Regions from separate parts of the Homo sapiens genome. Here region 1 is linked to region 2. Evidence: chromatin loops called from intact Hi-C (ENCODE). Cell type or tissue: PC-3. All regions are shown on one strand.

Evidence for each region. Hi-C counts contacts between places; a loop is a spot of excess contacts. Peaks named below come from ENCODE experiments on the same cell type or tissue, not always from the same donor. Only the 100,000 strongest peaks of a DNase experiment are listed, where the experiment ranks them.
Region 1: a loop joins it to region 2, with 2.1 times the contacts of the local background. A loop is called at or near these places in 1 of 110 quality-filtered maps.

Annotation. Positions count from the first base shown.
Region 1 is chr10:34,520,267-34,525,266 of GRCh38, forward strand. The region is part of intron 2 of PARD3 (par-3 family cell polarity regulator); the gene reads right to left. Among named protein-coding and RNA genes, the nearest start is that of PARD3, 290 kb to the right of the region's middle. In PC-3, a CTCF peak has its summit at 2,483 (motif pointing right); DNase peaks (open chromatin) are centred at 15, 2,515 and 3,325; H3K4me3 peaks cover 592 bases; H3K27ac peaks cover 3,132 bases.
Region 2 is chr10:34,121,811-34,126,810 of GRCh38, forward strand. All of the region lies in intron 23 of PARD3 (par-3 family cell polarity regulator), which reads right to left. Among named protein-coding and RNA genes, the nearest start is that of LINC02629, 220 kb to the left of the region's middle. In PC-3, no CTCF peak of the experiment used is centred here; DNase peaks (open chromatin) are centred at 191 and 3,121; H3K4me3 peaks cover 1,291 bases; H3K27ac peaks cover 1,965 bases.

The DNA of each region.
Region 1 (5,000 bases), 400 kb after region 2:
TGCTGACGTATAGATAGAATCAGCTGATTAAACAATCTGGAAGAACCAGTACCAGGGTTCATACCATACCACGGTAATTGGTATGAAGAAATCACAGTAGGATGAATAATTGGGCCACTCAACCTTATAATGAACAACATAAATCAGAAAAGAAGTCCTTAATAGTTACAAAAAAAAGGGAAAGGTATGCATACGTATACACCAAAACATCCATATATAGTAAAATCAGTTTATCTGACAGTGACTTGCAAGTGTCTGCCTGTATTAGAGACACAGACATTCCACTAGATTAGGGGTCAATGGGCAAACTTTCTCGAAAAGAATAAGACAGTAAATATTTTTGGAGCTGTGGCCCATACCGTCTCTTTCATAACTACTCTACTCACTAATTATAGTATGAAAGAGCACCCATAGACAATACAAAAACAAATGACTGTGACTACATTTGAATAAAACTTTATTTATAAAATAAACAGGCCAAATTTGGCCCATGGTCCCTAGTTTGACAACCCAGCCCATCTTTCTAGTAACATGCAATTTTAGTTTCAGTTTGAGCAATAAAACTAAAAGTCAAGGTACCTTTGTAGCCTCAAAAAACTAAAATACTCATTTCAAGCTCTGCATGAAGATTTTGGATTGCTATACTTGATTTTAATATCATCATACTTTTCATAAGGTGTGTGGCTTAATATGCATTTTGAAGATATTAAGTTTTGACATTTTGGTGCTTAATTGGAAGCAAATGAAATTCATGTTTTGTTATTAACTTTTCACAATGATGTGTTCTCTCAAGAATCGAGTCCTTTCTGCAAACTGAAAATGGAGATTGAAAATTACAAAGAATAAGTCTTTAAATGCCACATGATGGAAGAGCTTATACATATATATTAGTTTCAATAATTATCTCCAGCATTTTTAGAAAACATTATAGAACCACAGTTGGTGATTTGCAATATGCCAATAACATACAATTGCACAGCTTTCTTTTAAACCAAAATTTAAGTGCCAGGTCCCAATATGAAATAATTTTGTGTTAAACTGGGAAAGATATATAATTTTAGAAAATCTACTCTATAAGAATGCATATAGTAACACAGCAAAAAAAAAAAAAAAAAAAGGTGGGGGGAACCTTCACAAAAAACTGCGTATTAAAAATCTCCATCATGCCCTTCAAAAAGTAAAGGAAAAGTCTTTTAAATTTGTGAAATGTTACTCAAATTCTAATTTAACAGATGGAATCTTCACTGCTGTCCACAAAGTAGATCATTTTGAATGTTCATTTTTTTCCTTGCAATAATTATTAATCTCTCTTCTGTTCCATTCATCTATCAAGTCTCCATGAGAAAAGACAGGCAGAATTTGGATAACACCTACAATAGCCCAAGTAGAAATAAACTCTAAACATTGTCACCCACTTTCCCCTACCTCAGGACAAGTCACTTTAACTATGAAACATCAGAACCCCCCAACAGAAAACCTCTTATAGAAACATCACACAGAAATGCTTATAAAACCCTTGGATCTAGGGAAGTCCCTTTAATAGGTAAAATTAAGACCTGAAAGCCCACAACTGCATGTAGCAAAGTGGCTAACAGCAATGGAGAATCAGAAAAAGCTACATTCAAAGCCAGCTCTGACCTTATTTTTTGGGTAGCTGTTGGTAAATCCAGTGGCCTCTCTAACACCTCCAGACCTTACTCTCCTCATTTGGAAAAGAGGATGGTGGTTGTGGGTAGACAGAATAATGGTCTCCCCAAAGTTATCCATGTCCAAACTCCTGGAACCAGTGAATGTTACCTTCTATGAAAAAGGGACTTTGCAGACAGGATGGAGGTTAAGAACCTTAAAATGGAAAGATTATCCTTCATTATCCAGGTAGAGCCCCATCTAATTACATAAGTCTGGAAAAATGGAGAGCCACGCCTGGCTGCGGCCAGAGAGAAACGTGATGATGGCCAGAGAAATACTACACTGCCCACCTTGAAGACAAACAAAGGGAGTCATGAGCCAAGGAAAGTGAGCAGCATTTAGAAGGCAAGGATATAGATTCTCCCCTAGAGCCTCGAGAAAGGAGCACGGTTAACACACTGATTTTATGGCATTCTGACCCATGTCAGCCTTCTACCAAGCAGAATTGCCAGGTAATGAATTTGCATTGTTTTCAGCCACTTATGCCTGCTCTGCCAGATGTAGGACAAATAAAGAGATAAGGTATACAACTTCCAGAACACAATAAGTATGTTTACTATGAGCTTTTATTAAATTATATTGTGATGGATGATAAATACGTTCTACTTTTGTAAATATGAGAATAGTTTCAAGAGTAAAGAAGACAGATGCAAAGCTCAATCGCTGTGTCTTGGATCTACACAGGAATAGTAATGGGAAAAAGAACACGGAAAGAAGACAGCATGCTAGAAAATGCATGTTCAACATAGATATGGCACAAAATGAAGACCTTCCACAGACGCTCTACATCCTCCTCTAGAGGGCCCCACAGAAACACAAAGTCGTTTTTATTATTTCACTTAACAGGAAGCAAAGCCGAGCCTCAGAGAGATGAATCTGACTAGCATATAAATAAATACAGAATAAATTTGAGATGGGAAATCAAGTCAAAGATCCTATTTTCTCCAAATCTTCCTGCTCTGGAGCATCTAACATATCCACAGCACAGGGCACTGGCAGGCTACAAACTAAGATTATCTGCAGACCTCTGAATAGGATTCTGTTCGTTTTTGATTAATCAAACGTAATAACCTGCCTTTACCAAATTAATGCAATTTTGATGACACCACTTAAAATTTTTCTGAACATATCTGAGGGTAATGAAGATCATCACAGACAATTCATCCTGCTGGTGCCATCACTCAGTCTTAAACAGAGGGCTTAAAAGGATCAAAGAACTTGCAGATTCTACCCTCATACAGGAAAATGAAAGCTGATTTAAGCCAAGTCTAAGTGAAATCTCAAAGACCTCTAGGTTCAAACTCCACACACCCTGAGAAGCCATTTTAATGTGACACCCTGTGAGCAATCTCTCACTTTCCATTGCTTTCTTCATGTATAAGCTAGACATATCCAGGGAAAGTCAATTATGATGGGTGTCATTGGACACTCAATGTCAATATATGCAATTGTTTTCCTATGAAATAAAGACTTATAATTCTTTTAAAAAGGCATCATATTTTGGCCCTGGATAAAGTACAAAACATGTTGGAGAATACTAGAAACAAGAATAAACTTGAAGATGCCTCCATGACCCTCTCTTCATCTAAGAAACATGAGCAGCCTCCATGAGTCAAGCCAGATCCAGCGGCTTAGTCAACAAGAAGCACAACACAGAAAGTGCGTGTTTGAGAGATGACAGGGAGATGTCATGGGCAGATGTGCCTATAAAGAAGAATGTAACAGAAGAGAATAGAAAGAAAATTCAACAGATATGGGAGAACTAGAGCATAATGAAATAAATTTCAAAAACTTAACAATAAAACTAAAGGAGTTGGAGATACATGCATTTTTTAAGTTTGAAGTCAGGCTGTTCCATGATGTATAATTCTAAACTATCACTAATTCAAAAATCACTTTTCGTCTCCATAGTTTATAAATTATAGATTTCTATAATTAGGATCATACCTACCAATACATTTAAATTCTTCTGCCCTTTCACTCAAGGATGTCCAAAAAAATTATAAATTAGATCAAGTATTTGAGTTTCTGAATTCCCCTTTTTCTATCTCTTATTTTTTTTTAAGATTTCATTTACACTTGTCTCCCATAAAGCACACGTGATAACCTGTGGCACTTACATAAAAGAAAAACTAACCAAACACTAACATGCTTTTGTAGATTATCACAGTGTATTATCCAACATAAGAAAGGGAGCTAAATGAGATCAATCTTTAATAAAGCCATTTCCAGCAAAATATCATGCAGGAGAGGGCAGAACATTCCCGCTGCTTCCTGAACAACACAGGAGACCACCATCATCATAAGCTTCTATCTGTCAATTGCCAAAGGGAGACCTGTCCGACAAGAGCTAATGCCATCCTTTAAGAAGAAAGTATTTCTTGAACACTCATGCCTAATAGAGATATTCCACTGCATCTGGAAACCACAGTGAAAGATATTCACCTATGATACTCCCTAGCCCTGATGCTTACATTTCAGAGCTGAAATTTAATTCTGTTGTCCCTCAGGGTGACATAGTCTATCACCCACTGAGCCTTCAGACTAATTAGATTCCCAGTTTAAGACTTATGTTCAACTAATAGCCTTGAGTATGTCAACCACAAACCACAATGAAAATATGCAAATTCGTATAGCCATCAGCTAACTGACCCACCTGCCAAATATAATATAAACCCCTCTTGCTCTACTCTCTATCATGAGTGCCACTGTTACACTGGTATCCACCCATGAGGTTACAACTACATAACACTACTGCTTAAGTATTAATAAAAAGTAGGATAGCACAGTAAGACAGAACAAAATAATTCAGAAATGGGCTAATCACATACAGATAGGTTGACTCCAAACTGGAGGAAGTGGCACGAGTTGTGATTTTATCATGAACACATGCAGTGTTCCCTCAAAGAGAACATGGTAAGACTGGCAAATGGGCAAGATGAATAATCTCAGAAGCAAATGCGATGATGTAGTAACTAATTATTACGTAGACACAACAAAAAGGGAACTAAAAATCAATTTGTAAGCTTTCTGATGACTGAATTTACTTTAATGACACAGAGACAATACTAAATCCTTAATCATTCTCTGAGCCTTACTTGCTAGCATGGTTCATTAAAAACTCATTTAAATAGAGCTAGTGTTTAACTGGACGAGTAAGCAAAAGGATATATTTGAACCAATGATGTTTTGTAATCATAGTAATACAAACTATACCAATAAAAACTCGCTACAGAACAAGAATCTTAAGCTTGCCACTGGAAAACTTTAAATGTTATGCATGTGAGATTAATTCCACGCTTCATCAGCAT
Region 2 (5,000 bases):
CTTTATAACCACACTCACTGGAACAAATGTGTATTCAGAGACCCGCTTCACAACACCGTTCAAATAACACATCAGTGAGGCCTTCAGCAAGAAAAACACTTCGCTGAGCGAGTTCTGCTTATGCAAACAATTGTTCATCAACTGCATTAAAAGAGACAGACATTTTCTTCCATTACACTTGATGAGGCTGGCCAAAAAGGAAACTGAGCTGTTTTCTTGTCACGGTGAGCAATGGGAAGCTTGAGATAAACCACTGGACAGAAAGAAAACACTACACCATTTCCTTTACACCCTCAAAAGAACCACATTTTCCTTTCCTTTTCACTCAGTGTAAACTATATGCATGTGTCAAACAGTCTTGAAAGATCTGGCATTCTGCAGCAGGATTTAGTAACCAGCTTTTTAAGCTCGTGCTGTTCTGTGACAAGCTGCTTGTGGAGATGTGAAGGGAAATTGCAAGGTCTTGTAGAAATTTCAGGTGTATTTTTAAGTTGTTTCTCCCATAGGCCTGAAAATTTGCTTCTGACAGAGAAAAAAGAAGTTGAAGGACTTGTTTTCTCTGCTGTGTGTTTTCTGACACTGTTCGCCTCAAACTTTATCAGCTACAAGTATCTAGTTGGATCTGGATACATTCCAATGATGACATTATCAGCATATGGGGTCTGAAAACTTAAAAGGAGTGAATGAGTTTGGGATCAGCAAACTGACATATTTCATACTATCATGCTCACCAGGAAGAAACATAAACATTGGCTTCACCATTAATAGTTTACTCCATTTCTCTTTTTAGAACTTGCAAAAGGGTGGGTTACTAAACAGAATCACTCTTACCTTTAAGATAAAACCCTCTAACAGGTCACATATTTCAAGGAAGATTGCATACATGACCAGCCCAGAGCAACAACTAAATAAGTTCATCCCGGCAAGTTTGACACTTGACCTGAATAAAAATCACCCCTCTAATTCACAATTTAAATGAAGACCTCTTAAAAACAAAAACTGGATGAACAGTATTACAATGGCAATCTGGAATTTTACACACTGTGGCTTCAATCCCTATGGCATGAACAAAATAATGTATCTGAGTCCAAGCACAAAAATAAAGTGAAGAAAAGAGGTAATTTGTAACCTCACAGAGAAGTGTATGTTTTCAAATAAAATATCATCAACAACTGCAGCGACAAAGTAACACCCACATAGGGAAATACCTGCGCAGGCATAACTGTAATAACTCTGGAGATTCACCAGAGAACAAGGCGAAGCTCTGTTCTAACAGTGCAAATTACAAATAACCCTGTGATGAAATTGGTTACAAGCAATGACCTTTTAAATAAAAAAAAAACATGGCTGCCAGAGCCATAATAACAATAGAGATTGTAAGATGGAAATAAACACACGAGTATATATTACACAGGATGCTGGAGAGCCATGATATGTAAATCTCTTCATGGCCTATGTTTAAAACCACAAGTGAAAAATATGTATTTTTTTTTGTAAGTGGACTACAAAGTACTTGTCTTTCTCATAGATTATAAAGGGATAATAATTCAAGCTTGAGGAAGCTATACAATGTTGGTATCATTTAGTAGGGTAAAATATAAAAAAATATTTTCCACAGTTTTTTTTTTAAACATTTTGTTTTTATTTTAGAGTCAGAATCTTGCTCTGTTGCCAAGGCTGGAGTACAGTGGCACAATTACAGCTCACTGCAGCCTCAAACTCCTGGGCTCAAGCTGTCCTCAGTAGCCAGGACTACAGGTATGCACCACCATGCCTGGTTAATTTTTTTTTTCTTTTTAATTTTTGTAGAGGCAGGGTCTTGCTGTGTTGCCCAGGCTGGTCTTGAACTCCTGCTCTCAAGTGATCCTCCCACCTTTGCCTCCCAAAGTGCTGGAGATTACATGCTTGTAATGGTCTCATACGGTGTTTTATGAATTAAGTCTTTAAGCATTTCTCTTAATTAAATAAAATCATTGCTTCAAAATAAAAATAGAAAAAAATGAAAATACAAAACGAAATATTTAATAGACAGTTAACAGAGTAAAGAACAAACATGAATATCCACAGTACAAAGTTTCAGTACTAATTAGAACTAGGTAATACTGTAAGACTTTGACAGCTTAATATGCGAGTGTGCTGCCACTTATGAAATAAAATCATTGTTATATTAACATATACATAGAATATTCAATAATTTCAAATAATCTATCACTTTTCTTCTTATAGATAAGGAAAATAGTGTGTAAGTATGTGTGGGTGTGCACGTGTATATATATATCCACACACATATGTAATATTTTTATAAAGGATCACTTTGAGCAGATTTTCTCCTTAAATTATGAATGATAAAAATCTGCAAAATTTTGTATGTCCAAGGGCACATATAGAAAACAAAAAGTAAAATACAAAACATTCAGGCACTTTGGATGAAAACCTGTGATGAAGATGATGGTGAGAATGATGCTGATGACAAAAAGACTAATGGCATTCCCTTGAGATTCACAATCCTTACTTTAGCAATTCACATGAGCTGTGACCCTAATAGGAATTCCATATTCTGATAAGAGTAGCAATTTAAAGATTTGGTAGGGAGCAGAAATCATTTTTATGCCATTAAATCATGTGAAGAGTGTCAACTGTTGACTCTGTTGAAAAGTGGCCAGTGCTAATATTGGTAATTATTTTCTTCAGTAGACTTATGTACAACCTTTAATCAAAACAACGTTAACTTTTGTCTACCCATCGTGCCTTCCCAGCCTTCCGCACCCACCCACACATGCCATAATTATGTAACTATTGACTGAACTCTTGTGGGTCTTGAATGTTGAAAAGCTTAATTGCTCCTAAGGATGTGAGTAATGGCTGAAAAGACTGCAAAGCACACCCGTTTCCCTCATGAAGTTTTTAGAAATGAATGTTTTGGTCTTAATTGTATTTGTCTTCACCTCATCTTTCACACCAGTGCTTAGATCTTTTATCCCCGCCCCCATCTTAAGCAATAGGAACACTGAAAATAAAAAGGTTGCTCTACAAAACAAGCCAGGCACTTTAGTATCTGGGCTAATGGCAACCCAAGGTAGCTTCAGGAGTTCCTACCACACAGGGCTTCTGAGCATAGCATGGCCATGAGTCACAGAGCCTTTGGCTGAGGGACAGGTCACAGGGCAGAATAAAGTGCTGACTTTGCGACAGTACAGAGGCTCTCTCCATGTGTGATGGGCACCTCTCTGCAGATGGCTTATCTCCAGGTCTATTTCTTTCTTTTTTTTTTTTTGAGACGGAGTCTTGCTCTTGTCGCCAAGTTAGAGTGCAATGGCGTGATCTTGGCTCACTGCCACCTTAGCCTCCTGGGTTCAAGTGATTCTCCTGCCTCAGCCTCCTGAGTAGCTGGGATTACAGGCACCTGCCACCACGCCCGGCTAATTTTTGTATTTTTAGTAGAGACGGGGTTTCACCATGTTGGCCAGGCTGGTCTTGAACTCCTGACCTCGGGATCCACCCACCTGGGCCTCCCAAAGTGCTGGGATTATAGGAGTGAGCCACCGTGCCCGGCCCTCCAGGTCTATTTCTATGCGAGGTGATTTCCACCCAACTAGAGCTAGGGTCATACTCATTTCAAGGCTGTCAACTAAGGCAGCATTTTTTGAGTCAAGGCATGGAGGCCGCTAGGAGAAAATGAGAGCAGATACTTTTTAAGTCTTAAAAAAGATGGAAACGAAAGGAAAACCACCATTTTCTGAAATTGCCCAGGCACAGGGAGGCAATCTAGTGGTACAGAGTGGCTGTGTGCTATGACTGCCTTGCCAATTAAAGCAGGCAGAGCCCTAAGAGGGCAGGGAGAGCTATTAAAGTCTGAAACAGGAAAAGGGAGAAAAGGACAGATTTTGTTATTCATTGAATGACGGACAGCTAGGAAACAAGCAAGCTTGAGGGAGAAGAGGATATTCACATTGCAGAGTATCAATTTTCTACCTGAAGGACTAAACTACTTTCAGTCACTCCCAACCTGGGATGGAAAGGATTTAGCAATACAGCTATTATTAAAGGCTCCATTATCCCATCTATCAGTCGTCTCAGCCAGCAAGTCTCCTTGTTGGCAACACTCAGGTATCTGCAAAGTTTTTACGGCATACTGTACTTACGTCTGCAGCCTGCAATTTAGTTCTTTTAAAAGCAACACTAAGTCCTGTCCATATCGAAGCTCTGTGATAATAACCCTAACCTCACCTATTGTTCCATTATCTTAAGAAAGATTTAAAGCAACTTGCTGCTTTATTTATGTTGCACCTGGCACTACGTGAGGAAGAAGTTGCCTTTTCTTCTTCTCTTGCTCAACTTGGGAGAGAATTCACTTCAATTATGGAGCTAAGGAAATTTTCTGGGCCTCTGCTCATCTAAAGACCTTTTGTGCCACAAATCAGCTCCCTCAGGCCCAGACATTATTTTGAACAAAGGCCCAGGAACAGGTGCATTCTGTACTGCTAGAGCTTATAGAGAACATTTTCAAAATAGGTAGATTGAAAGGGCTACTTGGATGAATTTTCCGCAGCATCCTGCTCTGTATGTAAAGTAATTGGCTTACATATTTTTCTCTGTGACACATCTGGCTGCACTTTGTGTGTGGGCATTTCTAACAAGCATGACAATTTCAACTAATATGGGCTCAGTTGTACACACAGCTTGAAGGTGAGTTTGTGGTTCCTTAAAACTAAAATGATTACAAACCATTCCAAAGAATGAGATCATGGTCCCATCCCTTCCAAATACAGTGACCCTTCAAGGTCAGAATACATAAGAGAAGAGAAGGATTCCAAGATGCAAAAAGCTCATTTTGTAAAACAGATAATTAAAACCATAGACCAAGCTACATTTTAAACAACTGAGCAGCTCTTCCTAAGGTAACCATAAGAATTGGTATGAAAATTAATACACTAAGTAGAATTCCAGTCACTTTAAGCTCATTTACATGATCAGTAAAATAGAGCAAGATCTCAGTTTCT